Linked DNA regions of Homo sapiens: region 1 is linked to region 2. Evidence: chromatin loops called from intact Hi-C (ENCODE). Cell type or tissue: PC-9. All regions are shown on one strand. Each heading gives the region's core, and the rest is flanking DNA. Links, peaks and the distances in the headings are about the cores only.

Region 1 (16,011 bases), core at 2,935-10,934, 74 kb before region 2:
CAGCTGGCAGCCTCCAGCTGGGAAGCTCTGGGGATGGCCAGGTCCTGCCGTGTGGCCAGCACAGTCTCACCTCACTAAGGGGCAGCTCCTGTTCACAGAGGTGGGCAAGGTCCTGCTGCCAGGCACGTGCTAAATGAGCACTAATTGTCGTGGGCCACCTTTGTGTAACAAACATTAACTCTAAAGTGTGTGCCCCTTCTTAAAAAGTCCTCCTTAGTACGGTGGTGGGTAAGACGGAAATGGTATGTGTGTGTATAGTGCACAAGTGTGCTGGAGAGCTACGCCATAATCCTAGCTCAGCTCACACCGCATGTCCTGTGAGCAGGCACTCTCCAGGCAATTGGCCTGAAACCAGATGGCTTCACTGAATCATGGAAGCCCTATAAAGATGGCGTAGTATCCCATTTACAGGGAGGAAACCAGGGACCGAGAGGCTGAAGAGCCTGCCTGGGGTCACAGAGCTTGTGAGGGGAGAGCTCCGTCCTGGAGTGCACCATGACACTGTGCACTGGGCTGCGGGGCCCCGGAGGCAGGAAGGTGCCGGGGTGGGGAGACACCCCGTCACTGCAGCTACATTGACACTGGCCACACCCCAGCTGGGGCCTGGAGACCTCCAGTCCCAGGACAGCACTGGGGCGGTACAGGAACACATACTGAGACTGGGAGGGAAAGAGGCTTGCCCTGGAACCACAGCTGGAGAAGCCCAGAGCCAAGGGAGGAACCCCCAAGGCCAGCGGCCCACAGGGGAGCCCTGTTGCCCTCCCTCTCCTCCTGCACCAGGGGCGCTGAGCCCTGCGGACAGGCATGATGGGTGCTGGGCCCGCAAATCATGCAGAACCCGCCCACACCCCAGCAGCCACAGGTTGAACTGATTCTTGCTGAGCTCTAAAAGCCTCCAAGGGAATCCCCTGAGCCCTAGGGGCAAAGATGTGACTGTGGCCGCCAGGGAGATAGGGGTCCAGCCCTTCATGGCCCTGGCCCCACCTGCGGGGGTTTGGGGTAGGATTCAAGGCCCGGCTAGCCTCAGTCCCGCATCATGGCTGCAGGGTGGGGCCTGACATCCTGGGCCCTGCCCTGCCTCTGTGCCCCAGAGCAGTCAGGGAGAACGGATGCCTGAGGCTAGGCTGCTTGTGCGCACTCTGTCCTGGCCTGGGCACCCATTTCCCCGGCATCCCGTCTCCCCCAGCCCCGGCCTCCCAGCAGTCAGGTCACTCAGTCATGCAGGCCAACATTTCCTCCCAGCGAGCGGTCACCAGACTCAGTGCCAACACTGCGCCCGAGGGGTGTGCAGCCTGGGTTGGCTGGGTGGGGTGTAAAGGTGGAGAAAGGTCCAAAGCGCTGGTGGGAGGGGTGGCCTCTGAGACAGTCTCTGTGCAAAGGCCTGGCATCCCGGCCTCAGGCTACCCGACCCAGTGAGCTGGGTGTCCAAGGCCATGTAGGGAGATTATCCTCTGAATGCTGGGGAGGGATAGGAGCCAGACCCACGATGGTGGTGACTGATGGAGACCTGGGGTGTGGAGTACCCCTACCCCCGCTCAGTGCAGAATCTCACGCTGGCCTCTCAGCCTTGCATGGTGGGGCCGAGGTGTTACCCATTAACAGATGAGTAATAATCTGCTGATGAGTGTATGATCTGCCCCTGGCTCAGACAAGGGAGGTGGTGGACTGGCCATGGCAGCTGTCCAGACTTGATATCACCCTGAACGTCCCCAAACCTCCCTCCCTCCACTCTTGCTTCGCCCTGACCAGAGATGGAGGGTGGTGCTGGGAATAGGAGGTAGGTGAGTGCCTGTCCTGGCCAACAGCAGAGGCCCTCGAGGGAAACTGCACCGCAGGTGTCACTCTAGAGCCCACAGCGGGGGCTGTCAACCTGGAGTGTGCAGCAGAATCGCCTACAGCCCTCTGGCCCAGCCCCAGTGACTCTGGGTGAGTGGGTCTGGGGTGCATTTCAAACAAGTTTCCAGGCGCTGCTGCCGCCAGTCCTATCTGGAGACGACTCTCTGAGAAGCACAAGGTGGCCAGAGGGACAGGAGTGTCCTCAGACCGCCTCTCCCAGAGAGTGGGCCTCCTCAGTCCGCACCCCAGACAGGATATGCCAGCCTTGAAGCCTCTGTGGACATCTCCATGCTCAGGGGCGATGCCCGGCCTCTGCCAACCACGCCAGCTTAGATGAAGTCCAGGCACCTCCCTCAGTTCACCGTGTGCCCCTGAGCGAGTCTCTCGCCCACTCTGAGCCTCAGTTTCCTTATCTGCACAGTGAGGAGGGGAGCAAGGCCACGTGCAGCTATTTGAGCAGGTGAGAGGGAAGCGCTGGGCACACAGAGGCTGTTGAGATGAGTGCTCTTGTTTGTTTGTTTGTTTGCTTGTTTGTTTGTTTTTGAGACAGAGTCTCGCTCTGTTGCCAGGCTGGAGTGCAAAGGTGTGACCTCGGCTCACTGCAACCTCCGCCTCTCAAGTTCCAGCAATTCTCCTGCCTCAGCCTCCCGAGTAGCTGGGAACTACAGGTGTGTGCCACCACGCCCAGCTAATTTTTGAATTTTTAGTAGAGACGGGGTTTCACCATGTTGGCCAGGATGGTCTCAAACTCCTGACCTCAGGTGATCTGCCCACCTCAGCCTCCCAAAGTGCTGGGATTACAGGCGTGAGCCACTGTGCCCGGCCTTTTTTAAAGGAAGTTTACGAATTTGTGTTGGGCTGTATCCAAAGTCATCCTGAGCCCCGTTCGGCCGCGGCAGGTTGGACAGGCTTGATGTGCAGTGTTTGCAGCCATGACTGAATCCTTAGTACCTCCTAACGGCCCTCTCCATCTGCCCCTCCTTGAGTTCCTGGCCCAGCCTCCACACCCGCCCCACCCGGGCGTGAGTAATTCCCTCAGGTCGTGCTGTGGGCTCTGGGAAGGGAAATCCTAGATCAGAGGCTCCAAAGGGCCTGGATGGAGGCCCAGGAGCCCCGCTTTATCCCCAAGGCAGTGAGGACCCAGGCAGGCTTCTGGGCAGGAGAGAAGCCTGCTTCGCCAGCCTCGGGAAAGATGCCTCGGGCGGCCCAGGGAAGCTGGGCGAGGCCGCTGGGGAGGGGAGCGCAGTGGCACTCAGACGGGTTGCGCAGGCGGCGCTGGTCAGTGCCTCCAGCCTCTCACCTTGCGTCATGTCATCGGCTGCTGCCTGTTAGCACCACAGAAGGCTGTCTGTACGTTCTGTCCCCAGTGTGACTGCGGGCTGCACCCGCAACCTCCGTGAAGCCTCACGAGGATGACAATAGAGGCTCCTCTTCCCCTTTCGGGAGACTTTGTGACCTCCAGCTCCTCCTCCCCTTTCAGGGGAGGCACTGGAGGTCACGGAGGTCACAGAGTCAGTGGGTGAGCCCTCTCCCCGACCCACAGGGCGTCTCAGGTGGGCCCTGCTGGCTTCACTGCTCTTCAATGCAGGGAACATTCCTGGCTGCAGTGGGGCGTTGCCCTGAAGGACATTTGCGAGGGGATCATGAGGGCAGGGCTTGTGGCCAGGGCTAGACCAGGGTGCCTAGAAGCAACAGGCAGCAGGCTCAGAAAGGACAGCGTAGGCCGGGCAGCGCCGCCAGCCCTGGGGCTGGGAGAGAACAGGCTGGCCCCACCCTCGGCTGGAAGGAAGAAGTGAAGGCCGCAGAGACTGGAACACAGAGCAGACAGCGTCGCTGACTCTTGGCTGTCTGGACAGGACAGTGACTTCTGGCCGGGGTCACTGCCCGGCGCCATGCAGCAGGGAAGGAGCCAGGAGACCGACACCCTCTACTGTCTCCTCCCTCCCTCCCGGCCTCCATCAGGACTTGCAGGAGCTGACACCAAGTGCAAACCAGACGACCCAGGCCGATGGCGCCCACACAGGTGGCCTCCCAGACACACAGCCAGGAGAGAGGTGGCAGTGGCCCTGGGGACATTGGAAGACGTGGTACATGGGTGGTGACAGCCGTGCTGCTGCCAGCTCCTTCCTGCACCAGCCCTGGTGGTCCCCCTCATTGGGCTCTTTCCAAATAGACCCACCTAGACTTACCCTAATTTGAGGGTGCCAGCTCTTTCCTACTGGGACCCTGGTTGACAGGAAAGTTTTAAGCCTGCATGCAGGGCCACTGGCCCACAGTCCAGCTTTGCTCCGAGGCTGTCTCCAGCCTGGCTCCCCTCTCCTGGGCCCTGGTGGGGTCTCCAGGACCGGCCTCCTGGCTCTCTGAGACTATGCATTTGTCCCTGGCTACTTGGGCCTCCAAGATAATGGCTCCCCTGACTCCCTGGCCCACCACCACCACTGCAGAGCAGAACAAAGAGGAGGAGAGAGGCTGTCGCCCCCCCTACCCCACCACCTGATGCACCCAGCCACCTTCCAGATGGCCCCCCACCTCCCGCAGCACTTATGGCCCCTTGCATCCCCTCCTGCCTCCCTCATCACTGGCTCTCTGCCTCCTTCCATCTCACAGACATTTCTGTGGGCACTCTCTTTGTACCTGGCCCTGGCAGGGTATTGGCCCACGCCCTTGACCTTCAATGTGGTCAGCATGGATGTTGAGAATGAGGAGGAGAGACACCCTTCAGAAGTGCCGCAGAGTCAGGCAGCAGGAAACCCTAGGAACCAATGGCAGGGTCACATGGCCGCAGGCCTGGGGACTCCTCCATGCCGGGCAGGGAAGGGGGAGCTGCAGAGACTCCCACCTGTGAGGCCCAGCCGTGCTCGTCCAGGCCTGCGGGACTGGCCCTGCGCACCTCCCCAGCATCCCAGGGCAGCCACCTTCTGCTCCCATCTGTGTCCTGAGCTTTGCTGTGCCTGGAAGGCCGCACAGGGCTGACTCCTCCTGGCTGTTTGCATCTCCCTAAAAGGTCGCCGCTGGATAGAGGCTTCCTGGCGTCCCCCATCTGTAAGGCAGGCACCCCTCACACACCAGTTGCCCCATCCGCTGTCCTCGCAACCCTCATCCCTCTCCCAGATTCTCTCTTTTACTCCCCTGTGTCCTGGTGTACAGCCTGTCGCCCCTAGACCAGAAGGGACACCCTGGAGTCCTCAGCACCCAGAACCGTGCACGCCGTGGGTGGCAGCCACTCTGGGTTGCTGGAACAAGTGACCCTGCCTTACGTCTCTAGTGCTACATGGGTTCCATGTGATAGATGCACCGTAATTTCTTTACCTGTTTATCTATCAATGGACACTTAGCTTTTTGTTTTTATTTTTATTTTATTTTAATATATTTTAATTTTAATTTATTTATTTTATTTTTATTTTTATTTTTCTGAGATGGAGTCTTGCTCTGTCGCCCAGGCTGGAGTGCAGTGGCGCAATCTCAGCTCACTGCATCCTCCACCTTCCTGGGTTCATGCCATTCTCCTGCCTCAGCCTCCCAAGTAGCTGGGACTACAGGTGCCCGCCACCACACCCGGCTAATTTTTTTGTATTTTTAGTAGAGACGGGGTTTCACCGTGTTAGCCAGGATGGTCTTGATCTCCTGACCTCATGATCCGCCCGCCTCAGCCTCCCAAAGTGCTGGGATTACAAGCGTGAGCCACCTCGCCCGGCCTTTATTTTTTTTTGAGAAGGAGTCTCGCCCTGTCGCCCAGGCTGGAGTGTGGCTCCATCTCAGCTCACTGCAACCTCCGCCTCCCGAGTTCAAGCGATTCTTCTGTCTCAGCCTCCCGCATAGCTAGGACTGCAGGAGCATGCCACCATGCCTGGCTAATTTTTACATATTTTTTAGTAGAGATGGGGTTTCACTATATTGGCCAGGCTGGTCTCGAACTCCTGACCTCGTGATCTGCCTGCCTCAGCCTCCTGAATTGCTGGGATTACAGGCGTGAGCCACCGTGCCTGGCCTAAGCTTTCGTTTTTAAAACGAGGAGCACCGCTATGAGTGTCACTGTGCATGTCGCGTCTTAGGCAGTCCCAGAAGGGGTCACACTGACGCAGGGGATGGAGGAGAGGATGAGAGAGGCCACCTTACCGAGGTGTGGGCAGGGTGCCAGCAAGTCAGGCAGGGGTGGGAGCTGTTTCCACCTTTGGGTCCTCTGAGGACGGCAAGAGGGAGGAGTGGCCGGATCCTGGAGAGAGGAGCTCCGAGGAGAGGGACCCCAGACTTCAGAAGAAAGATGTGGCCAAGGCGCAGCTCCTGGGGAACGTGGGGAACGAGTATTCCCTCCCTCTCCCCCAGCTCCCAGCCACATGCCAGAGGCCCCATTGGCCAAACCCAGCAGTCAGGGGGCCAGGTGGCCTGTGGGCGCAGCCCACCTGGGGTACAGAGCAGGATGGAGAGTGGGTCTGGAGGGGCAGAGGCAGCTATCCAGCAGCTATCCACCCTGCTGACCTTTGGTCTCCACCCTTGCCCTGTGTCTTCAGCACCCAGGGCAAATGACGTCCCATCACCCTCGACTGTGTGTGCACCAACCTGAAGGCTGAGAGCCCGGCACTGCCAGCCTCTTCACTAAGGTGGGAGGGGGTGGGAATGGGCAGGAGGGAAGCAGCCCGCTGACGGATGCCCCCCAGCCATGCTGCCTAGGCAGCGCTCCTCAGCCGCCATCCTATGGCCCCTCCCCTCGGCTGGCTCCGCAGCAACACTTTTTTTCTCTCTCTTTTGAGACAGGGTCTTACTCTGTCGCCCAGGCTGCAGTGCAGTGGTGTAATCACGGCTCACTGCAGCCTCCACCTCCCAGGCTCAGGTGATCCTCCCACCTCAGCCTTCCCGGGTTCAAGCGATTCTCCTGCCTCAGCCTCCCGAGTAGCTGGGACTACAGACACTCATCACCACGCCTGGCTAATTTTTGTATTTTTAGTAGAGATGGGGTTTCACTATGTTGGCCAGGCTGTTCTTGAACTCCTGACCTCATGATCTGCCTGCCTCGGCCTCCCAAAGTGCTGGGATTATAGGCATGAGCCAGTGCACCTGGCTAGCTTTTGTATTTTTTTGAGAGGGGGGTCTCACTAGGTTGTTCAGGCTGGTCTCTAGCTCCTGGGCTCAAGTGATCTGCCTGCCTCGGCCTCCCAAAGTGCTGGCCACCGCGCCTGGCCAGCCCTTTTTGTTTTTTTACAGCCTTAGTGAGATAACCCAAACTTTTGTTCCTTCAGAATCTGATTCCTTTATGACTTGTCTTTAATGAGCTCCCTTCCCTTTTCCTGATAATAAAAAACATTGAGCAAGAAGTACAGTCACAGCTGGGTGTGGTGGCTCATGCCTGTAATCCCAGCACTTTGGGAGACCAAGGCAGGCAGATCACTTGAGCCTGGGAGTTTGGGACCAGCCTGGGCAAAATGATGAAACTCTAACTCTGCAAAAAAATGCAAAAAAAAAAAAAAAAAAGCCAAGTATGGTGGTGTATACCAGTAGTCCCAGCTACGTGAGAAGGGGCAGGGGGTGGGGTGTTGGTGCCAAGGTGGGAGGATCACTTGAGTGCGGAAGGTCAGGGATGCAGTGAGCCAAGATTGTGCCACTGTACTCCAGCCTGGGCGGCAGAGCAAGACCTGTATCAAAAAAAAAAAAAAAAAATTAGTCATGCGTCACTTAGTGGCAGGTATGCATTCTGAGAAATGTGTCATTAGGCAGTGTTGTTGTGTGAACATCAGAGAGTGAACTTACACAAACTTAGATGGACACACCCAGGCTACATGGTACAGGCTCTTGCTCTTAGGCTACAAACCTGTGCAGCACGTTTCTGTACTGAACACTGTAGGCAACTATATCCCAATGGCAAGAATTTATGTCTCTAAACATAGAAGAGGTCCAGTAAAAATATAATATTGGCTGGGCGCGGTGGCTTACACCTGTAATCCCAGCACTTTGGGAGGCTGAGGTGGGTGGATCACTTGAGGCCAAGAGTTCGAGACCAACCTGACCAACATGGTGAAACCCTGTGTCTACTAAAAATACAAAAGTTGGCTGGGCGTGGTGGTGCATGCCTGTAATTCCAGCTAATCGAGAGGCTGAGGCAGGAGAATGGTGTGAACCCAGGAGGCGGAGCTTGCAGTGAGCCGAGATCACGCCTCTGCACTCCAGCCTGGGCAACAGAGCGAGACTCTGTCTCAAAAAAAAAAAGAAAAAAATATATACGTAAAATATTATAATCTTATGGGACTACTGTCATGGATGCGGTAGTCTCTGACCAAAACATCATTACGTGGTGCATGACTGTGGTTAAGTCGTGCCTTCCCTCGGTGTGAGAATCAATTCAATGCAAACTCCCTCTGAGGATGGGGATTGTCATCCCAGCCAGCACAGTGATCCCTTCTCTGCCTGTTGGTTCAGCGGCACAAGGAACCGGAAATTGCCAGTTGGGGGAGGGGCAGTTCCACCGTAATCCATCGAAACCATGACTGTGTTTCCTGATGGAAACATTTTCCTGGACACTGGCCCAAGGTCACACACAGGAAGGAAGGCAAAATTCCTCCAGTATGTTATTTGGTGTAATAATGGGAAGGGCCCCTCCTGCCTCCACTGCTCAGTTCCTGGACCCATGCATTTGAGGTGTCGGGGGATGGCACCGCATACCATTTGCTGGGTTGAGGCATGCACCACACCCTGTAGGATGGCAGCTTAACCTCATAGGCTATTGGCTCTCATCCGGCACCTTAACGGAGTCTTCTGCAGATGATTCCTCCATTCTCCCAAACCAGCTGCTTCTGGGTAATGGGGAGCATGGTAAATTCAGGGAATTTCATGGCCATGAGCTCTCCGCCACACTTCCTTCAACACGAAATGAGTCCCTCAGTCCAAAGTGATGGTGTTTGTGTTGCCATGATGAGGGATAAATAAAGCGTTGTCCGAGTCCACAAATGGTAGTGCTGAGAGAAGTGATGTGGCTGGAAAAACAAGTCCTTACATAAAACACGTGAGGATAAATCACTGCCCTTTCCATGACAGAAGGGGTCCAATGTCATCAAGCTGGCCACCGGGCAACTGCACCTTGTGGGAATGGCACCACATTAGGAGCTTAGGGTGGGTCCCTGCTGTGAGGGTTGGGCACTCAGCCATATGGATACCAAATCACTCAGCCAAATGGATACCAAATCAGCCTCGTGAGGAAAGGTCATGCTTCTGAGTCCCTACATAGCCTTCATCTCTGCTGCCTCAGTCAGCTGCCCACGGGCTGTTTGAGCAGCATTGGGAAGGGGAGGGAGGAGGCCAATGGATGTCCTCAGAAGAGGCTGTCTTGTCCACCTGGGTACTGAGAGCCTCCTCCCCAGTAAGTGCCCATGAATGAATAAGCATTCATTCCCATGGGTACTCTGTGCCCATTCTGAGAAGTCCATCCCCTTGCCTGTCCCCTAGGCCACCTGGAGAATTTTATTCAAGTGTCTAATTGTCCAGCCAACCCATTAGCTATAGCCTGTGAATCAATGTACAAGTTTTGCCTTCTGCAAGGATTTTTCTTCAATGCTGGCTTTCTGGGCCTCTCCTTTGTCTGTAAAGCACTAGTTGTCTACCTCTGACGGGAGCTAGCACTCCAGGCAGAAAAATTTGTGGGCCAGACCCACTTTTTCATTTTCTGTTGACTGATCACAACAAAGTATTTTCCATTAGGGTGTAGTTGCAGGTTAAGAAATGTCGCAGGGCCGGGCGCAATGATTCACACCTGCAATCCCAGCATTTTGGGAGGCTAAGGTGGGCGGATCACTTGATGCCAGGAGTTCGAGACCAACCTGACCAACATGGTGAAACCCTGTCTCTACTAAAAATACAAAAGTTAGCTGGGCGTGGCGGTGCATGCCTGTAATTCCAGCTGCTCGAGAGGCTGAGAAGTGAGAATTGCTTGAAACTGGGAGGCAGAGGTTGTAATGAGCCAAGAGCACGCCACTGCACTCCAGCCTGGGCGATAGAGCAAGACTCTATCTCAAAAGAAAAAAAAGAAAAGAAAAGAAAAAGAAAAAGAAATGTTGCAAAATGTCTGGGCACAGTGGTTCATGCTTGGGAGGCCGAGGTGGGCGCATCACCTGAGGTTGACTCGAGACCACCCTGGCCAACATGGTGAAATCCCATCTCTACTAAAAATACAAAAATTAGCCAGGTGTGGTGGCACACGCCTGTAATCCCAGTACTTGGGAGGCTGAGGCAGGAGAATCCTTGAACCTAGGAGGCGGAGGTCTCAGTGAGCCGAGATTGTGTCTTTGCACTACAGCCTGGATGACAGAGTGAGACAGTGTCTCAAAAAAAAAAAAAAAGAAAAGAAAAAGAAAAGAAATGTTGCAAAACAGTAGGAGCAAATACTATTAGAGTCTAAGGCACCTACTCAGGAAGTTTACTTGTTCCTCCCAGAAATGTTTGGGCCTACTCTCATCTTACAATGGAATGCTGCTAGGTGTGTGTGTGTGTGTGTGTGTGTGTGTGTACGTGTGTGTTTTGCGACAGAGTGAGACTCCATCTCAAAAAAATAAATAAATAAAATAATAAATAAATAAATAAAGATGTGGTTCAATGTCTTCTCACTTAGTGGTTCCCAATAAGAAATTTGGTGTCACTCTTACCTCTGTTTCCCTGTATGTAATGTGTCTTATTTCTCTGGATGTGTTTGGTTTTTTGTTTTGTTTTGTTTTGTTTCTTTTTTTTTGAGATGGAGTTTTGCTCTTGTTGCCCAGGCTGGACTGTAATGGTGCAATCTTGGCTCACCGCAACCTCCACATCCCGGGTTCAAGTGATTCTCCTGTGTCAGCCTCCAGAGTAGCTGGGATTGCAGGTATGTGCCTACCACGCCTGGCTAATTTTGTATTTTTTATAGAGACAGGGTTTCTCCATGATGGTCAAGCTGGTCTCGAACTCCCGACCTCAGGTGATCCGCCTGCCTTGGCCTCCCAAAGTGCTGGGATTACAGGCATGAGCCACCATGCCTGGCCTATTTTGTTTCTTTATCACTGGTTTTGAGCAATTTGATGATGATGTGCTTCGGTGCTTTGTTGTTGTTGTTGTTGTTTTTCATATTTCCTGTTCTCAGGATTAACTGAACTTCTTGAATTTGTGAGATTGTAATTTTCATTGTGTTTGGAAATTTTTCAGTAATTTCTTCAAATATTTTTTCTGTTCCTCCTCTTTCTTGCTCTTCTCCTTCAGGATCCCAATTATCCATGTATCAGGCCACTTGAAATAGTCCCACAGTTCACTGATGCTCTGTTCATGTTTTTGTTTTTGTTTTCTCTCACTGTCTTATTCTGGATAAGTTCTATTGCTATTTCTTCAAATTCACTAACCTTTTGTTAAGTAATGTCTAATCTGCCATGAATCCCATACAGTATATCTTAAATCCCAGAAATAGTTTTCTTATCTTTAGAAATTCTATTACAGTTTTAAAAAATGATTTTCATAATTCTATTAGCTTTTTCAAACACATGAAATACAGTTATAATAACATTTAATATCTTTTTCTGATAATGCTAACATCTGTGTAAGTTCTGGGTTGGTTTTGATTAATTGACGGCATCCTCATCATAGGTTGTGTTTTGAATGTCTGGTAATCTCTGACTGGATACCAGACATTGTGATTTTACCTTTTTGGGTGCTAAATATTTTGTATTCCTATACATTTTCTTGAGCTTTGTTCTGGGATGAAATTACTTGGAAACTGTTTAATACTTTTGTGTCTCATATTTGTAATTCGTTAGGCAGAGCCGGAGCAGTGCTCAGTCTAGAGCTTTTTCTGGGATGCTGGGGGAAAGGCAAGTGCATGACTTCCTAGTGGTAGAATCCTATTACCAAGGTACAACTTTCTTGAGAATTCTACCCAATGCCTGTGAATTATTAGTTTTTCCAGTCTGGCCAGTGGAAAACAACACTACTCTCAGTCTGTGTGAGCATCAGGCACCATTTCCTCCAATCTTTTTTGGCACTATTTCCCCTAATCCAGCCTGCGGTAGCTTCCATCCGCGTGAGCACTGGCCAGTGTGCTGCTGGATGCCTGAGGAGACTCTCTACCCATCTCCAGGGCTTTCTCTGTGCAGCTCACTCATTTATGGTACTCTGTCCTGAGAGGTCTAGCTGCCTTGGTCTCTTCAGTTTCTGCTCTGTCTCCTCGCCTCAGGGAGTCCACTGAGCTCCACCTCAGTTGCCCCTCCCTGGCAGGGCAGTCATAGAGCCACCTCTTTACCCTCCCTGGCAGGGCAGTCATAGAGCCACCTCTTTACCCTCCCTGGCAGGGCAGTCATAGAGCCACCTCTTTACCCTCCCTGGCAGGGCAGTCATAGAGCCACCTCTTTACCCTCCCTGGCAGGGCAGTCATAGAGCCACCTCTTTACCCTCCCTGGCAGGGCAGTCATAGAGCCACCTCTTTACCCTCCCTGGCAGGGCAGTCATAGAGCCACCTCTTTACCCTCCCTGGCAGGGCAGTCATAGAGCCACCTCTTTATCCTCCCTGGCAGGGCAGTCATAGAGCCACCTCTTTACCCTTCCTGGCAGGGCAGTCACAGAGCCACCTCTTTCCTGTGTCTCGGGGATAGGGATCACTGTCCTTTTTCAAAATTATGCATTTTTTGAGACAGAGTCTTGCTCTGTCGCCCAGGCTGGAGTGCAGTAGTGCAAGCATGACTCACTGCAGCCTTGAACCCCTGGACTGAAGCCATCCTCCCATCTCAGCTTCCAGAGTAGCTGGAGCTACAGGTGCATACCACCACACCTGGCTGATTACTGTCCTTTGATGCCTGATTTCTAGTGTCATGAAAATCCTTGTTTTAAGTGTTTTGTCCATTTTCTTTCTCTTTTATTTTCATTGTTTCAGGTAAGAGAGTAAATCTGGTCCTGATCACACCATCTAGGCTAGAAGCAGAAATTAATTTGCTTTTTCTTTTTGAGGCAGAGTCTTGCTTGCTCTGTCACCCAGGCTGGAATGCAGTGGTGTGATCTTGGCTCACTACAACCTCTGCCTCCTGGGCTCAAGTGATGCTTCCACCTCAGCCTCCCAAGTAGCTGGGACCATAGGCACACGCCACCACACCTGGCCAATTTTTGCATTTTTTGTAGAGACGGGGTTTTGCCACGTTGCCTGGGCTGGTCTTGAACTCCTGAGCTCAAGCAATCTGCCCGCCTTGGCCTCCCAAAATGCTGAGATTAACAGGCATGAGCCACTACACCTGGCCAAGAGAAAAGGAAAATTTATTGTTTCATGTAACCAGATCTCTCTCTCATTTTTCTCTTTCTTTCTCTAACAGGTGTTGTGGCTGTTGAGCTGAAGTCTCACCATCATAGCTTGTGTTGTAAAGCAAGGAGCAGCAAGCTACGGGTCTGCAGGCCAAATTTAGCCTGCTGCTTGTTTTGTAAATAAAGTTTTACCGGCACACAGTCATGCTCATTTGTTTCTACATTGTCTATGGCTGCTTTCTTGCTATAATGGTAGATGCAGAGACTGTAGGGTTCATAAAACCTGAAACATTTACTCTCTGGCCTTTTACAGAAAAAGTTTACCCGCCCCTGGTCTAAAGGAAAGGACAAGAAATTCTCTCTCCCAGTTTTAGTATGAAACATTCTTTTTATTTTTTATTTTATTTATCATTATTACTATCTTTGAGATGGAGTCTTGTTCTGTTGTCCAGGCTGGAGTGCACTGGTGCAATCTCTGCTCACTGCACCCTCCGCTTTCCGGGTTCAAGTGATTATCCTGCCTCAGCCTCCCAAGTAGCTGGGATTACAGGCATGCGCCACCATGCCCCGCTAATTTTTATATTTTTAGTAGAGACGGGGTTTCACCATGTTGGCCAGGCTGGTCTTAAACTCCTGACCTCAAGTGATCCACCCAGCTCGGTCTCCCAAAATGCTGGGATTACAGGCGTGAGCCACTGCGCCCGGCCTTCTTTTTCTTTTTCTTTTTCTTTTTGAGATGGAGTCTCGCTCTGTCACCCAGGCTGGAGTGCAGTGGCGCCATCTTGACTCACTGCAACCTCTGCCTCCTGGGTTCAAGTAGTTTTCCTGCCTCATTCTCTAAAGTAGCTGAGATTACAGGTGTGCACAACCACACCCAGCTAATTTTTTATTTTTATTTTTGGTATTTTTAGTAGAGACAAGGTTTCACCATTTTGGTCAGGCTGGTCTCGAACTCCTGACCTCAAATGATCTGCCCGCCTTGGCCTCCCAAAATGCTGGGATTACATGTGTGAGCCACCACACCCAGCCAGTATAAAACATTCTAAATAAGTTATCTGCTGAGGGAGCAAGATTGTTTGAGACCAGGAGTTCAAGACCAACCGGGGCGACATAGCAAGACTCCTTCTCTAAAAAAATTTTTTTAAATTAGCCAGATGTGGTGGCATACACCTGTAGTCCCCACTACTGTGGAGGCTGAGATGGGAGGATTACTTGAGCCTGGCAGTTCAAGGCTGCAGTGAGCTATGATTGTGCCAAGTCACTTCAGCCTGTATGACGGAGCAAGACCATGTCTCTAAAAAATAAATAGATAAATGAATACATAAACAAATAAGTTCTCTGATTGGCCTGGCTTCAGTCACATGACTGAAGGGGGATGAAGTGCTGCTAGGGTCTTGGGTCACATGTCCACCCTGGTGCCAGCCCCTCTAGAATCCTATGATCAGAGTGGAGCTGGAGCACAGACTCACAGGGCATGGGGCTCAGGAGAGAGAGAAAGCGAGGGCAGACGAATACAAGGACTGTCCACCAAAGGCACGATGACCTTTGTTGTACATTTGTAAATGTATAAGAACAGTAAATGGAAATTTCCAGGAGGCAAGAAGAGAGAGCAGATGTGGAATTCTCAAATGCTATGTCAGATCGCCATGGGCAGATTGTCAAGAGAAATGTTTGGGAATCTGTCCCACACTCAGGAATAAAAGATGAGAGTGGAAGAGAAAGTTTGGTCAGGTGATCCTGCCAGGGGACACAGAGGACAGGCACTCCTTCCTTCACTTTAAGCCTGTGAGGGTGGCTTCCAAGGGATTTCTCAGAGAGCTCAATATTTGGCACTCAATTTGGAGGGCACAGTGGCAGGAAGGGCTCATGTGCTGTTTCAGAGGCAGAGCTATGCTGCTGTGCTGGGACCCACCTGTTCACTAATGTTGGGGCGAGGAGTGTGCCAGTGTTTCCTGAGGACAGATGTGAGCTGGGTGGATGAGCAAGCACAAGACCCATGGATCCATTTAGGTCCTGTCCAAAAGTCCCTCAGGAAGGGCAGAGGGCCCCTCCCCTCCACAGCCACCAGGTAAGCATCCACCCAGTGGCACATCTGCTTGAGTTAAGGGGACTTCAGGAGACAAAGCAGCAGGGAACCACCGAGGAGCCCATGAATGTTCCCAGGAGAGACAGGGTCAGCTTTACCCTCTGCCAATCCAGATGGGATTGGAGCCCTTCCCCACTTCTCCCTTTCTCCCTTCCCGGTGGTGGTTCTAGATGGGTGGAAGTGGGCTGAGCGAGCCGAGGGAGGTTTGGGGAAGGAGATGGCACCAGGCACAGCCCCCTTTCCCCTTGCTCATCTCAGGCCCTAAGGGGTCCAAGGGGGAAGATTTAACTTTGATTTTGAGCCAGGTGATCTGCTCAGACTTTTTAAAAAAAACTTTTAAGGTGTCATACACAAATAGTAACATGCAAATATTTAGAATACAGTTTGATGAATTTATACACATTTACAGACCCAACGTTACAAAACGGCTGTGCTGAAGATACAGAATGTTCCCAGCCCCCTAGAGGCCTCTCCTTGTGCCTCCTTCCAGTTGATACCCCAAAGGCAACCAGTACTCTCACCTCTAACGCCAGATTGTTCTCACCTGCCTTTAAGAAATGAAGGTATTATATATACATACACACAGTGACATGCACTCATCTTAAGAAGACAGTTTGAAGAATGTTTACTTATGCGTGCTCCCATGTAACTACTACCCAAATCCAGGCATAGAACATTACCAGCAGCCCAGAAGGTTCCTCCTCTTGTTCCAGTCAACAACTCCGGCATAGGCAGCCACTCCTCTTCTTCTTCTTCTTCTTCTTATTATTATTACTATTATTAAGACGGAGTCGTGCTCTGTTGCCCATGCTGGAGTGCAGTGGAGCGATCTTGGCTCACTGCACTTTCGCCTCCCGGGTTCAAGTAAT
Region 2 (16,011 bases), core at 5,333-13,332:
ATGCATGTGCATTGTCAAGCGTGTTCGCCTCCACGGCACTCTAAGGCAGCTGACTTGGCGGTGAAGGGGAAACCAGCCCTTGGTCTTGGCCGCTGAGTGACCCGCAGACCGCCTTGTTCAGGACTTTTTATTCCTAGAGTGACTCTAGGTTTGCCTGAACCTGAAAGTGTCCACTGCTGGAGCTCTGGGTGGACGTGACGCGGGCAGACCTCAGAGAAGGAGGTCTCAGCCCAACTCATTCCCAATGGCACTGTTTCTGCAGTGGTGGCGAGAGGGGCGTGGTCGCTGTGGTCACCAAGCCTCAGAGCAGGGACCCGAGGCTTCCTTTTCCTTGGCAGCCAACGTGCGTGTCCACCTGAAGCTCCTGGGTTGTGCGCTCCATTGGTTCACAGCAGATGGAGTAGTGTGGGATCCTTCCATTCACCCTAAAGGAGCCCTTGAAGCATCAGAGAAAGCCCTGAGATTTGAACACCCAGGATTAGGGAAAAATGTGTACTTATGTAGACTTTATATATATGTGTTTGCCCAGCAGAGGGGGCAGCTGGTGTTTGTTGAGCACTTAGGATGTTTCAGGCCCACAGGGGTCCCCGTCCGTCTTCCCAACGACCCAGTGATTCCACTGTTTCATAAGGGGGTGTCTGGGGCAGAGGGAGGCGAAGTCACTTGCCCAAAGTGACCACATGGATGACAGCACCTGTGACCAAGACCCAGCCCCAGCCTGGCGAGCAGGTTCCGGATCCCCTGCTCTGGGGCCACCTCCACATAAACCCCCCCGCTTCCTGCTCAGTGTCCCTGCTCCCAGGACCCCGGTGGACTGTCTCCAGTTCATTTCCACTTTCGATAAGAACTGAGTGAAGTTTCCAGGGAGTACAGGCAACTGGGATCTGTACAAAGGAAGATGATGATGCTTGTTTTGTTTCTAATATTTTTTTAAATTAGCATAGCGTGCTGCCATCTGAAATGTTAGGTGTTGCCAGGTTTATTCTAAGTTAACACACGTCAGTTAGGAGCCCCTGTGAAGATTCCATGTTCTTGAGATTTTGGAGTTGCCCAGGTAGACGTACCATGAAAATTAAGGATGAGAAAACGAAGGCGAGGCCTTGGAAGCTTTCTGGCCCGTGACTGCGGGGCCGGCTTCTGCGGTGCACACCTGCCACCTTGAGCGGGGGCGTTGAGGGTTAGGCCAGTTCCTCTTCCTATGGTTGTGAGGCTGGCCCGAGTGCAGGCTGGTGTCAGGTGCCTCTCATAGCGATATGGAAACGTGGGTTCCTCTGACCACCCACAGAGCGGGTTCTGCTACAGTTTCTATTGGAGCTATCTCACAGAGTTTTATCAAAATTAAACCTGTTTGACTGCTAACTAAAACTTACTGGCTTAACTCAGCACCCCGCGTTCTGTGACAGGACAGACTAGGTCTGATTCTCATTCTGGAGTGGGCCTCCGCCGTCTGCCTCACGAGCTCCCGCGTTAGCTTTCCTCAGAGACCATGCTCCAGGAGACCGTTGATCAGACCCAGTGCTGCTGTAGGAAGCTCCTCCTCTTAGAGTTCTCGGCAGACGTGGACGCGGCTGGGGCTCAGCTAGTAAGGGCTTGACTCGACCCCACGGCCTTCCTTAGGGGCCCGAGGGCCTGGCCGTTCGTTCACCGCATCTCCCCTGGCCCCGTGTGTGTCCGTCAGCTGCCGGGGCCGCTCCCTCTGGAATGCCTGCAGTGTGCATCCACCGCCCCCTCTGCATCGCCCTCCACACGCAGTGGCACCTCGGTGCCTGGGCTTCTGAACGTAGCTGGGGAACATCACCCACTCACTGCTCTGAGTGTGGGGCTGCAGCCCCCACTGTGGCCGGCCCTCCCCTTTTGGCAGGCTCCAGGGTGCCGCTGCCACTTTCCTCCTAGCCGCTTTGCACGCACCCCTTCATCTGGAGCACGACCGCGGCTCCCCTCAGGCCTCTGCTTGGCAACCTCTGGCCTGGGCACCTCACCAGGCGGCCTGCGGTCAGCTGGCGCTCACCACTGCCTGCTCTCCATGCTGGCCACGGTCTCTCCCGCCCCCAGTGTGAGCTCTGCTGAGCCAGGGACCTCGCTGTCTCGTGCATGCCAGCACCCCTGTTGCCAGAGGGGCTGGCGGGGCCACAGTGAGGGTGCACGAGCGAATGAACAAATTGAAAAACTCGGCGGGGAAGGACGGGCAGTGCCTGAGCCAGGGCGGGGAGGCTGGGGCTGCCCTTGGCGGTGGCAGGGAGGCTTGAGGAAGACTCCACAGGGTGGGACAGCTGTGGAGAGGCTTGGAAGGGATGAGAGTTTGCTGGTAAAGATTCTGTTGAGAGCAGGGACCTAAAATGAAGGCTTCTGTCGTTTCCTCTGATTAGCTGGGCCGCTCCCTTCCTCAGACAAGCCCACCGGTGTGGTGCTTCCCTTCCTTTGGAGACACTGCAGTCTGGTTGAATGTGATGGGCGTGGAGTCTGACTGTTGGGCCCAGGTCTTTGCTCTGTCCTTGCTTGCTGGGAGACCCCGGGCCCATCCCCAAGCCTCCCGTGTCGATGGGGTCTTGGTGCCAGAGGCAAGGGCAGGTGGGAGCGTGAACAGGACAGCACTGGCCTGTGTCTCACAGCCTGGGCCCGAGCGTGGGCCTTCATGGTGACAGCAGCTGATATGATTAGGTTCTCCATAAATATTACAGGGTCCCTGCCCCGGCTGATAAACAGGGCGTTTACTCCCTGTGCGGGTTAGTTAAAAGCTAGCTGTCCAGACCACAGCATCCATCTCTTCACAGGAAATTTGCACCAAGGAAGGCGGCTCCTGTGAGGTTCAGGCCACGTGCTTCCCCAGCATTCACTGAGGCACAGCGGCCCCAGAGATGGAGGTGTTGGCTGCCACCCTGACTCTGGCTGTGATGGTCTTGCCTGTCCTGGGCCTCTCTGACCTGTGAGATCTCCCCACTGGGGCCTCCACAGACTGTGGGCTTTGTGGTCTGAGCTTTCTGAGTGCTGCAAGAGACAGGCTGTCCTCAGGCAGAGCTCTACGCAGGCTCACCTCGGGGTCGCCCACTCCCAGCACACGGCTGGCCCGGTGGCGAGGGAACTCGCGGGGAAGTGACGGGCTCAGCCCTGTTAGCAGATGTTTTTTCTCCCATTACTCCAATTTCTACTTAAGTAGGAGCTTTTCTGAGGTTTCTGTTGGAGTGAACCTATAAGTAATTATCTTTCGGCTCTTTTATGATATAATCTTTCCAATAAGAACTGCTGATACCATGTGTGATGTTAACTACTTTGCCTCCCTTCTCTGGTCTGGTGTCGTCCTCACATAACATGAGGGCCTGGAGAATTATTTTTAAACCCATAGGATTGATGGGCTATTAACTGTGCTTCTGCTTTGGGTCACTAGCTTTTAGAGTGCCCTCTCCAACCTCAAGCCCTTTCATCATTCCTCCCATTGATTAAATACATCACTTACTGAAGTCCACTCTCTGCCATATGCACCCCTGAAGATGGCGGCGTCGTGGACGCATCGGGGCGCATGTTCCAGAAGGAGGGTCTTGGGTGACAGAAGAGCAGCTGAGATGCCACGAGCCAGACCTGGAGCCTGAGAACCTCGCCATGGAAGACTGGCCTGTAACTGTCAGGTTTAGTGGTGACTAAATGTGGTATTCTCTCCCCTTCTCTTTCCAATTTGTAGTACTTAGTCATGGATTACTATGTGGGTGGTGATTTACTGACCCTGCTCAGCAAATTTGAAGACAAGCTTCCGGAAGATATGGCGAGGTTCTACATTGGTGAAATGGTGCTGGCCATTGACTCCATCCATCAGCTTCATTACGTGCACAGGTAACCGGCTTCTGATATATTTTATGGAAACCACGTTTAATTGTTAAAAGACTCCTTTCAGAGCTCCCAAGTCCAGGCCGTCCCAAGAAGCCATGTAGGTAGCGAGTCCCCACTTTGAGCTGCCGCAGCACAGACTGATTTGCCCACATCACCGTCTTCCAGCCCCAGCAGCCGGTGGATCCCAGCTCTCATTGTTGCAGTTGTCATGGTCTGCTGTCAGCCGAAGCCACTGTGTCTTTTGATATTTATTTGACATTGACTCAACTTCTCCCCGTCTGAGACCCCCTCCCTAAAATGCCTGTGCTCCCTGGGGCTCACGTGGGCCCCGGGGTCCTCTGTCTCTACCGCCCAAGACCCCCTCCCTAAAATGCTTGTGCTCCCTGGGGCTCACGTGGGCCCCGGGGTCCTCTGTCTCTACCGCCCAAGACCCCCTCCCTAAAATGCCTGTGCTCCCTGGGGCTCACGTGGGCCCCGGGGTCCTCTGTCTCTACCGCCCAAGACCCCCTCCCTAAAATGCTTGTGCTCCCTGGGGCTCACGTGGGCCCCGGGGTCCTCTGTCTCTACCGCCCAAGACCCCCTCCCTAAAATGCCTGTGCTCCCTGGGGCTCACGTGGGCCCCGGGGTCCTCTGTCTCTACCGCCCAAGACCCCCTCCCTAAAATGCCTGTGCTCCCTGGGGCTCACGTGGGGCTCAGGGTCCTCTGTCCTTACCACCCTGAAATGTCTCGTGTGGGGCCTGGGGCCCTCTGTCCCCACATTCTTTCTCAACTCTGGTCTTCTCTGTGCCGTGCTGACCCCTGAAGGGCCCCAGGACACTCACAAAGGAAATAGGGCTTGAGGAAGAGGCTTCCATCACTGCGACTTGCAGGAGTTGAGCTGAGAGAGCGTGTGGGGCAGAGGCCTAAAGCAGCTCCGTCTCCTGCTCTCAGGGGCCCCCTCTGCCTTCTCGGCTGGGAGGGCAGCTCCCCAGTGACTCAGCCACTGAGTCCACATCTTCACATCCCTCTTGTCCTGAGACTCAAAGATTCAGTCCTGTGGTTTGTTTTGGTTTTCGTTGTTTTTAAAAACTAGTTTTACTTGTATTTTTATTACAAGATAATTTTATGGTAATAGGTTTAAAAAGTCAAACAGTTCTATAGAGCCTCCAACCAAAACCAAGCCCAGCCCTGGCCCCGCTGATTACACTTGGTCAGGTAACTATTGTAAATTTGTAAAATTATTTTTCCAGCATCTGCCTTCATGTGTCTTAAGTCACAGGTTTATATTGCTAATTTCTTTCTTTTCTTTTTTGGCTTTAGATCACATCTATGAAATTGAAATTTTAACTCTTTTACATAATTACCTCTTTCTCTCTGTCACCCATCTCTCTCACATATACTTCCAAACTGTCTTCCTTTCTCCCACATCATCCTTTTCATTTTTATTTTGATATATTTTTTAGGATGGAGTCTCGCTCTGCCACCCAGGCTGGAGTGCAGTGGCGTGATTTCACTCACTATAGCCTCTGCCTCCTGGGTTCAAGAGATTCTCCTGCCTCAGGCTCCTGAGTAGCCATTACGCCCAGCTAATTTTTTTGTATTTTTAGTAGAGATGGGATTTCGCCATGTTGGCCAGGCTGGTCTTGAACTCTTGACCTCAAGTGATCCGCCCATCTCGGCCTCCCAAAGTGCTGGGATTACAGGCGTGAGCCACCGCGCCCGGCTCCACGTCATCCTGATTAGAATGGTTAAAATCCATCCTTTCAGCTATGGTTCAGTCAGCATTTGGTGTTGATAATACTGTGACTGCGTAACTATGACAGCAGCCTTGTAGTTGAGAACTACACTTACATAAACTTCTGCTTTCTCTGGAGTTGATAATTGCCTTGCTTTTTATTAGCTTTTCTTTGTAGCTGTCACTAATTTGTCCCCAGATATTGTGGCCACGTTATGAAGCTCCGTACCGGACATGCATCGGGTAGTCTCGATCTGGTTTTCCTTGGCGCTGTCCCTTCCATCGTTCCCCTCCTCTCTTCCACGTTGGTTCCTCATTTGTCCTGTGCTGCACTCATTCTGAGATGGCTTTTCAAGTGCAGAGATCCCCTCTCCCTTTCTGGGACTGGCTCCCAGCTTTTCCGAGCCGTTCATTTTTCTTTTTCTTGGCTTTTTAGTTTGGCTTGGTAGCGCGTGTCCTCCAGTGGTGGCTGGAAGGGGGGTATATGAGAGAGTTTTTTGAAATCAGTGCCTTTATTCCATGTGTGTCTGTGACTGGTGCTTTATCCAGTGTGGAGATTTTAGTTGGAAACCACTTTCCCCTTGGGACTTCGCAGGCATCACATGTGTCTGTGTCTTCCACCTTGAGGCTGCTCTCGAGAGGTGTGAGGCCATTGTGGTCTCCATGGCTTTGTGTTCTGAGCTGTAGGCCTGTGCTCGGGCCCCCTCCGTGGTGATCAGGAGGCTTTCCCAAGCAGACACAGCCCCTCCTGTGTGGGGAGCAAGGGCGCTGCTGAGTTATAGCTCTTCCGTCTTGCTGGAGTGCTGCTTCGTTGCTAGAGGAGGAAGTTGAGGCTAGAGAGGTGGGCGCCTTTCCTTAGCCTCATTGCTGATGGCTCGCACCTCCCAGCACACAGGGAGCTGTCCCGATAGAACAGACACTCATTTAGTGTGATGAGGTTGTGGACATTGCTTTCTCTTTCTTTCTTTTTAAAAAATACATTTCTTAACATAGTTATGCTTGCTTTTATAAATTAGTATAGGTTGTTTTTTTTTTTTTTTGAGATGGAGTCTCACTCTTGTTGCCTAGGCTGGAGTACAATGGAGCGGTCTCAGCTCACTATAATCTCCACCTCCCAGGTTCAAGCAATTCTCTTGCCTCAGCCTCCCGAGTAGCTAGGATTACAGGCATGCACCATCACACCCAACTAATTTTGTGTTTTTAGTAGAGATGGGGTTTCTCCATGTTGGTCAGGCTGGTCTAGAACTCCTGACCTCAGGTGATCCACCCACCTCGGCCTCCCAAAGTTCTGGAATTACAGGCATGAGCCACCTCCCCCGGCCCATAAGTTAGTATAGGTTTTAACATTTAGATTTTATACTGTCTTCTTGGTAGAACTTAATTCACAATAGAGAAATAAATGTCTTTGTATTTATCACAGATCTCCAGGGAAATTAGTTTGACCACCTTTTAAATTGTTTTTCTCCCCCTAAATAGAAAGCGTTCTCCTCATTCTCTCTCTCTTTTCTTTTTTGAGACGGAGTCTTGCTCTGTCACCCAGGCTGGAGTGCAGTGGCATCATCTCAGCTCACTGCAAGCTCCGCCTCCCGGGTTCACGCCATTCTCCTGCCTCAGCCTCCCGAGTAGCTGGGACTACAGGTGCCCACCACCACGCCCAGCTAATTTTTTTGTATTTTTAGTAGAGATGGGGTTTCACCGTGTTAGCCAGAATGGTCTTGATCTCCTGACCTCGTGATCCGCCCGCCTCGGCCTCCCAAAGTGCTGGGATTACAGGCGTGAGCCATCCTCATTCTCTTAATTGGCTGTGTAGAAGCTTTGCTCAGTCGTTTGACGTCCGGGCATAGTAGACATCAAAATATGTAATTTTAAAACTTTATTTTTCCCCCCAAATTAACTCATTATTCAGACTGAGTGCCCAGATGCAATCTAAAAATAGAACAGAGATTTTTCTAGGAGGCCTGTCTTACCCCAGTCTCAGGTGGGGGCATTGTGAACATTTGGTAGGGTCAGAAAGAAATGTCATTGGCGCCAGAGTGGTGCCGCTGGCCGATGTTACGGTGTGGCCAACTTTACGGCGTGGCTGACGTTACAGCATGGTTTGGAGCCCGTGCCACTGTGCTGCCGCTTGGGCCCCTTCCTGGGGTTAGTCGGGTGCTGTGGGGATCCCACCCCGCAGGCGGGGGTCTGCAGGTTTCACAGCTGCTGCCTGGTTTCCGCAGCTGGACCCCAAAAGCCTTCCGGGTGAGGAAATCAGTGGCAGACCAGGACCCTGTGGGTGCCCCTCACAGGTGGGTACAGCTCCTTCCTGAGAGGTCAGCCCCTGATGATATCCGGAAAGGCAGAGATCATGAATGACACAAAGGGTTTCAGAGAGAGAACATCGGCCACAGTGGCTCACGCCTGTAATCCCAGCACTTTGGGAGGCCTAGGCAGGTGGATCACCTGAGGTCAGGAGTTTGAGACCTGCCTGGCCAACATGGTAAAACCTGTCTCTACTAAAAATACAAAAAATTAGCCAGGCTTAGTGATGAGCACCTGTACTCCCAGCTGCTCGGGAGGCTGGGGCAGGAGGACTGCTTGAACCCGTGAAGTGGAGGTTGCAGTGAGCCGAGATCGCGCCATTGCACTCCAGCCTGGAGAACAAGAGCGATACTCTGTCTCAAAAAAAAAAAAGAGAGAGAGAGAGAACATCACATCCCTAAAGAGAGAGCAGAGAGTATAGTGTATGAACAAAATAAGAACAGAGTACAAATTTTAAGAAAAAGAATATGTAGAAAACAAAAAGTCTTGGAAAATAAAAGCTAAAGTAGAAAGTTGAGTAGAAGAGGCAGAAGATGAAGTAGAGGAAATCTGACAAAAAGGAAAAAAAGAAAAGAAAACCTCGGAGAGAAGATCTGGCGGTCAGAGTGGCTCTGGAGCCACACCCCAGGTGGTGGACTGTGCTCTGGAGGCTGAGGCACACCTGCTGTGGGAATCAGACCTCTGCTGGTTTTGCAGCAGGAAGTTCCACAAGGGGAACGGATGGAAGTGGGAGTTGACATCACTCAGAAATGGTACGGTGAGGGACAGAAGCAGCCTCCCTTTTCAGTGTCAGAGGAAGAGCTGGAAGGGAGACATAAAGCCTGCAATTCACCATGGCTCTTTCACCCACACCTGCTGGATGCCACTGATTTTAGCCAGAATCTCAGCAGCTGGGAGAAAATGCACTTGGGGGAGCCTAGAGCTGCTTCTCAGCGCTGTGCCTGACTCTCCCCTGAAGACGCCGCTGCTCCCCGCTGTGCCATTAGAGGAGAATGGACATAGGCAGTCCCAGCACAGTGGCCCATGGGGACCGTCAGCTCTCTCAGTTGGCCTGGGCATCTGCCCATCTAAAGGCCTCGGCGGTTGGGAGCCATAGGTCAGCCCTTGCCCTGAACCTCCAGTGCTCTTCTGTCAGGAGAGCTTTCCTCACACAAACAGCAAGTTCACTTAAAAAAAAAAAATCAACCACCACCACATGTTTTAAATACAGAATTATACGGCGCAGATGACCCCCAGTGCGTGCAAATGGCCCCTGGAAGGTATACAAGGAAGATGGCCTTCCGGAGACCCCTCCTCGGCCTGTCTTCTCAGAGTGTACTGTGTTGGTGGTCCTGGGGTGGCCCCTGGAAAAACATCCCTGTTTTATAGGGAATTCCTGGCAACCAGGTCCTGTTTAGCCTGGACTCTGGTCGTTGCATTCCTGCTAACTCGGTCCATAGAACACCTGTTGTGGCGTGTCTCGGCGCCTCCTTACTCTCTTCTGTGTCTTCCTAGCCTGTCTCAGGCCACTTGGGACATTTTTCGTGTGTATGTGAAATTATGGTTATTTGCCTTAAACATTTTCCTATATAATCATTTCTCCATTTCTCTGAATTGCCCTGCCTTCCATTCCCAAACCAAAAAAGTTAAGCCTAAATGATGAGATTTTTGGGGAGAAGAACCAGTTTGTTCCAGTCTAAATAAAGTAGTGTAATTATCCTTGTCTTTAATCCATTTCTTCCCGGCAGCCAGGTATAGAGCTTGTTACACAACCTCCTTGAGCTTCTCTTCATACATTTGTCCTGTATGCATTGCTTCAAGTCTTCCTTGTCATAAAACTGGTCATCTTTTATTTACATGGGTGACTCACAGAAGGGAGTGGAGGCAGGAAGCCATGGTGAAAAGTTTGTGAGGTCGAGTGAGCGCTTCTGAGTGCCCTGGTCATGGGGAGGGTAGGGGAAGGGCTGGGTCTGCTTCTGCTTCCAGGAGTGTTGGTCTTCATTTCCCCTCCCTCCCTCCCTCTTTCCCTCCATCCTTCCATCCTCTCATCCTTCCAACTCTCCCTCTCTCTTTCTGCCTTTCACTCTTTTTTCATGAGAAAAGAATGCAGAAAAACTGGTGGACGTGGGAGAGTCTGTTAGATGTCCCCAAAAGTGCTGTTAATAGACGTGCTCTTGGCCAGAAGCCTCGCATCCCATGTGGAGCGGCTCATTGAGAACCCACCTGCGGCATGCCCTGTGCACACAGCCTTCAGAGTTGCAGATACCTGCCTTTCTTCCCAACACTGGTGGAGTCTGTTGGGAAGTGAACGTAGTATATATAACGTATGAAGAAGAATTTGTTCCTCTGAAGCAAATTTAATTGAGATGTATTTAAATATGTATAGTAGACACTTCCAAGAAAAGAGGATTTTTATTAGTGAAAATAATATATTCAGCAGATGGGCCAGGTGCAGTGGCTCACGCCTGTAATCCCAACACTTTGGGAGGCCGAGGTGTGTGGATTGCTTGAGCTCACAAGTTCAAGACCAGCCTGGCCAACATGGCAAAACCCTGTCTCTACTAAAAATACAAAAAACTAGCTGGGCGTGGTAGTGCACGCCTGTAATCCCGGCTACTTGGGAGGCTGAGGTATGAGAATCGCTTGAACCCAGGGAGTCAAGAGGTTGCAGTGAGCTGAGATTGTGTCACTGCACTCCAGCCTGGGTGACAGAGTGAGACTCTGTCTCAAAAATAAATAAATAAATAAATAAAATATATATTTTTAATATATATTTTTGAATATATATATTTTTAATATATATTTTTTGAATATATATATTTTTGAATATATGTATATTCAGCAGATGTTTTCCTTTTGATTTTTTTCTTTCAGACTTAAAGATTTTGTGTCAAAGCTGCTAAAGTAATGTGAGACAAAAATTGTTTTTGAATTCTGATGTGCTGAAACAGTTGGTGAGGCGGTGAGTGGATTCTTAGGTTATTGCAGCGTGTGACGTGAGCACAGGTGCTGGCATTCGTGATGTCACTGTGCTGTCAGCGCAGGCTGGGAGGCGGCAGCAGTCACTGCTCCTCAGCTGCCTCTTCCGTAACGAGAGGAGCACCGTCTCTACCCCACCACACTGGCTGGCCTGAGGGTCAATTGTGACAATTTATGCATGGCAGGTACTGTGTCTGCCATTTATAACTGGTGGCTGTTTTATTTCTGGGTCCCAGCAAAAACATCCTTTAAATCACTGTTATCTGTAGTTGGGATAGGAGGGCTTTTTGTAACTTTAAAGTCCATTTCAGTTGACTTCTTTATGTAAATCTTACTGAGATATGTCACAGGTATTCAGTAAAGCTCCCAAACCGAGGGGTGCAACTCAGTGGATTGTTCAAAACTGCACGCTCACAGCAGCACCCAGATAAGCCCCCTTGGGGCTCCCCCATCACTCCCTCCCCAGGGGTCACCACCCCTCATCCCCCCCACAGTGCTATGCAGAACTTTCCACAGTGACAGAATGTTCTAGATGTGCACTGCTCAATACGGTAGCCCCAGCCACATGTGGCTCATGAGCACTCAAAACGTGGCTGGTGCAACAAAAGAACCAAATTCTTCATTTTATGTAATTTACATTAATTTGAGTTTGAATAGCCCTCTGTGGCTAGGGGCTACCATGTTAGACAGTGAGGCTCTGAAAGCATAAATCAGCTTTGCCTGTTTTAAAATACTATATATATGGAATCATATTACATGTGCATTCTTTTAAAAGTTTTCTTTTTAAATAATGTTTCAAATAATTTCAAACTTAAAAAATTTCAGTCTTATACAAGGGTTGCAAGAACGGTACAAAAAGCACCCATATACTTTTAATCAGATTCACGTATTGTTAATATTTTGGCTCCTATTATATACATCCCCCTCCCTCTCCACATGTGTACACACACGTACAGATTTTTCCTCACCCATCTAAGAATAAGCTGCATGTACCAAGAGCATTTACCCCAAAATTCTTACTTACACTACTCATGCTTAATCATACCCTCTTTACTCAGATTTTAGCAGTTGACCCAGGAGCATCTCTTACAGTATTTTCTTCCCTCCAGTACAGAATCCAGTCCAGGATCACATGTTGCATTTATTGTCATGTCTTCTTTAATCTCTTTTAATCTAGAATAGTTCCTCATCCTTCCTTTGTTGTGACATTGGCATGTTGGAAGAACATTGATGTGTTTGGCGAATACAGTGTCCCTTGCTTTTTCAGTAGAAGACTTCTTTGGTTTGGTCTGATGTTTCCTTCTGATAGATTGAGATGATGTGTTCCTTCCTCTTGGAATGTGTGTGTATAGCTATATTGTGTCCTTCTCAGGGTGTCATTTCCACAGGTGTACAATATCCATCAGCCCCTTGGTGGTGATAAACCCATCACGCAGTTAAGATTTTGTTAGATTTTTCTGCTATATAGTTTTTTCCCTGTGGGGAGATACTTTTAAGACCATGCAAATATCCTCTTCCTCTTTAAAATTTCCTCCAGAGATTTAGTACCCATTAATGAATTTTGCCTAGACCAGTCTTTGCATGGTTGCAGATTGACTCACAAACTCCAGACCCACCATGCTGACCAGTCGTCATCCGGCTTTCTCCTCTAAGGAAGCAACCCCTTTCTCCCTGTGTATTGGTCTGTTTGTGATCAGTGTGGCTACATGGATCCTTCTTTCTCCCAGTGGTTTTTAATTCACTATCTTAGTTATTTTTGTGCTGAAATTGGCCCATATTTGGCATTCTAGCCGACTCCTGTGTTTGCGCTGTGCCTCTTCACTTTTTGAGGATGCCCTTAGTTTCTGGCTCATCCTATACCTTCTCTGTCCCCACTCCGTTGTTTCTCAGAAGAGCTCAAGGCCCTTTAGTGGGGAGCGGCTTTGAAGACCAAGTTCTGGGTGCTGGGCATGCGCATTACTATGGGGTTGCCTGCTTCTAGGCCCCTCAGTGCACAGAGGTAGTAACAGAGGTATAGACACACTCATGGACACACACGTCTACCTGTGCATACTCAGGAATCATGAGTTAACTTCCTGACTTCCTCCCTTTCCAGACTTTTGTCTTCCTCCTACTGAAACTGTGACTCCCAGCACCGTTAGTACGTGCACTCACTCAGTCCTGAGATGTGTCTAAAAAAGCTTTAGAATTGCTCTGCCCAGGACACCACAGAAGCAAACCTGCCCGCAGGCATTCCGGGTTTGTTTGCGGTTCTCCCCCATCTCATTGGGACTGCACCCCTCACCTGCAGTAATTCAAGTTCTGTGTTCATAAGTCACTTGGATTTGTTTTGTTTTGTTTTGTTTTGTTTTAACCCCATCTCCCCCTTCAGTGTTGTTATTTATTTGAAATACAGTTGGATTCATTGGTTTGAATCAGTTTTCCATTTTAGACTTCCCTTCCGCCTTTGTTGATTGAGTTTTATTCTTTGAGTACGTAGGACGTTAGCGTGCTTCCAAAACTGCATGAAGTTGTACTCAGAAGCGTCGCCCCTTCTTTATCCTGCCCACCTCCGCTGGCAACCCAGGATCCGTAGCCAGTCTGCTGTCTTCTGCTATCGTCCATGCAGGCGTTTTCTTGTTTATCCTTTGTTAAGCAAAAGGTGATACCTTTAAAAACTTTAGTGATGTATCCTGTAAATCATTCCATATCAATTCATGGAGCTCTTCATTCTTTTTTTTTTCTTTTTTTTTTTGAAACAGAGTTTCGCTTTTGTTGCCCAGGCTGGCGCGCAGTGGTGCGATCTCGGCTCACTGCAACCTCTGCCTCCTGGGTTCAAGTGATTCTCCTGCCTCAGCCTCCTGAGTAGCCGCCCGCCACCACTCCCAGCTAATTTTGTATTTTTAATAAAGACAGGGTACTCCATGTTGGTGAGGCTGGTCTCAAACTCCCAACCTCAGGCGATCCTTCCACCTCAGCCTCCCAAAGTGTTGGGATTACAGGCGTGAGCCATCGCACCCGGCCTGCTCTTCATTCTTTTTTATGTTTGCATAATACTGCGAACTACCATAGGTAACTACCATAGTTTATTCAAGTAGTCTCCTAAGAGTGGACATTTAGATAGTTTCCAATATTTTGCAATTATAAATGTAGAAATAAATACCCTTGTGCAAGGTGGTTTTTGTTTTGGTTGTGTGCCTTCAGGGTAAATCTCTACAAGTGGGGTTGCTGGATCAAGAGAGAAATAAATTACATACGTAGGTTTATTTGATGTTGTAAGTTTCCCTCCATAGACATTACCAATTTGTATTCCCACCAGCAGTGGATGAAAGTGCCTGTTTCCTTGCAGCTTTGCCAACCGTGCATTTTCAGACTTTTGTATTTTTGCCCTCTGATGGGTGACAGGTGGTACACAATTGTAGTTTTCTTTTTCACCTTTCTCGTGATGTTGACCATCATGTTTGTATTTTTGTGTGTGTGTATGTGAGTTTTTTCATTGGTTTTACCCTTTTATTATGGATTTCTGGCTTTTTTCCCCCAATTCTTAAAGAAGTATTTGCCTTTTATCTGTAATATATATTACAAATATTTTTCCCCAATTTGCCATTTGTTTTTTGATGTGGTTCATTGTGGTTTTTTGCCACACAGATTTTTAAACATTTTTGTACATAATCGAATGAGAAATCCTTACTCCCAGAAAAAGAAAACCCACGTGTTGGTTTGTTTGTTTTTTTTTTTTTTTTGGAAGGGGGGGTTGTTTTGTTTTGTTTTTTAGTATTTTTACTTTTTCATTCATATAGGTTCATCTGTTCCATGTGGATCTTGGGTCCATTTCAGGTTTATTCTTATATACGGCACAAGGAAGAGTTCTAATTTTATCTTTAAATGGCTCTCCAGTTGTCACAACACCAATTTATTTAAGTCTATCTTTACCCCAGTGATTCGTATTATCTTTGTCCTGTACTTGATTTCTTTATGTAGTTGGTTTGTTTCTAGACATTCTACTCTATTCCATTTTCTCTCTGCCTCTGCACACACTAGCACCACACTGCTTTAATTAGGGAGGCTGTGTAGTGTGTTTTGAAATCATCTGGGCCTGATCCTCATCACAGCTCACTCTTCAGGGTTTTTCTGGCTTTTCTTTTCATATGAGCATCAATATCAACTTGGCTGGCTTCAAAAAAGAGGACATTGATATTTTCTTTTTTTTAATCTTATGGGCCCTCTCATTCTAGATTCAGGTATTTTTTTTTTTTTTTTTAATTTCTGGAAAGTTCTGTTGGATTGTAGTCAAATGTTAGTCATGTTTTGTTTTGATTTCTTTCAGGGACTCCAGTTATGCATCTGTTGGGCCTTCTTTGCCTGTCTCCCACTTTAGCCTCTGGCTGCTTCCTATCTGACTGCGTTTCCTTGTTTCTTTACCTCATTTTATTCTTCTAGATCTTTTCTTCCCTTTCTTCAATTTTTCATTAGATTTTTGTTTCAATTTGTTCTTGTTTGGTCCTCTTATAATTTCATTTCTGATAAGATTTTATCTGTTTCTTCTATTTCTTCCCTGAGTTAAATCAGCTCTTCTTTTCTGCATGCTTTTGTCTAGTGCGTGCGTGTGTGTTTGTGTGTGTACGTGTGTTTTTGTGTTTTGAGACAGGGTCTTGCTCTGTCGCCCAGGCTGGAGTGCAGTGGCGCAATCACAGCTCACTACAGCCTCTGCCTCCCAAGGTTCAAGCAATTCTCTTGCCTCAGCCTCCCAAAGTGCTGAGATTATAGTTTGTGAGCCACTGCACCTGGCCGTGTGTGTGTGTGTGTGTGTGTGTGTGTGTGTGTGTTTGTGTGTTTGTGGGATTTTGTTTTGTTTTCTTTTTCGTATTCCTGAATGTTTATTTGAGGATATTTTATTTTAGTTTGGAGTGTTACATGCTAGAGTTTCTTTTGCCTTGTGTTTTTGTTTCTGGTTTTGTGTTTTGTTTCTGGTTTTGAGGTAAGAATTATCATCTGCCCATGTTTGTGTGAGATTGATTCATGTGGCTGGGGGAGTTGGTACCCGTCTGTTTTCATTGGGGTGTGGTGTCTATCACACGAGTATAGCCCAGCTTACTCACCCATTCTCTTGGAGGCAGAGATTTAGATTGTTTCTGCCTTTTGGCTGTTAGAAGTGGTGCCGCTGGGAACATGCTTGTACTTGTCTTTTGCTGAATGTCTGTCTTTGTTTTTAAAGTTTGTTTGCATTCATACTGTTGAG

Evidence for each region. A loop is a pair of places that touch in the nucleus more often than their neighbours do. Peaks named below come from ENCODE experiments on the same cell type or tissue, not always from the same donor. Only the 100,000 strongest peaks of a DNase experiment are listed, where the experiment ranks them.
Region 1: a loop joins it to region 2, with 5 times the contacts of the local background. A loop is called at or near these places in 10 of 110 quality-filtered maps.

Annotation. Positions count from the first base shown.
Region 1 is chr14:103,058,897-103,074,907 of GRCh38, reverse strand. No RefSeq gene overlaps it. Among named protein-coding and RNA genes, the nearest start is that of CDC42BPB, 9.4 kb to the right of the region's middle. RefSeq lists an enhancer at 1-94. In PC-9, for the core only: no CTCF peak of the experiment used is centred there; DNase peaks (open chromatin) are centred at 3,107, 7,177, 7,517, 10,257 and 1 weaker place; H3K4me3 peaks cover 536 bases; H3K27ac peaks cover 4,619 bases.
Region 2 is chr14:102,987,376-103,003,386 of GRCh38, reverse strand. It overlaps CDC42BPB (CDC42 binding protein kinase beta), which reads left to right. Exons shown (of 37, transcript NM_006035.4): 5 at 3,674-3,822. Among named protein-coding and RNA genes, the nearest start is that of CDC42BPB, 62 kb to the left of the region's middle. RefSeq lists enhancers at 1,225-1,324, 4,440-4,986, 15,677-16,011. In PC-9, for the core only: no CTCF peak of the experiment used is centred there; a DNase peak (open chromatin) is centred at 9,646; H3K4me3 peaks cover 481 bases; H3K27ac peaks cover 3,236 bases.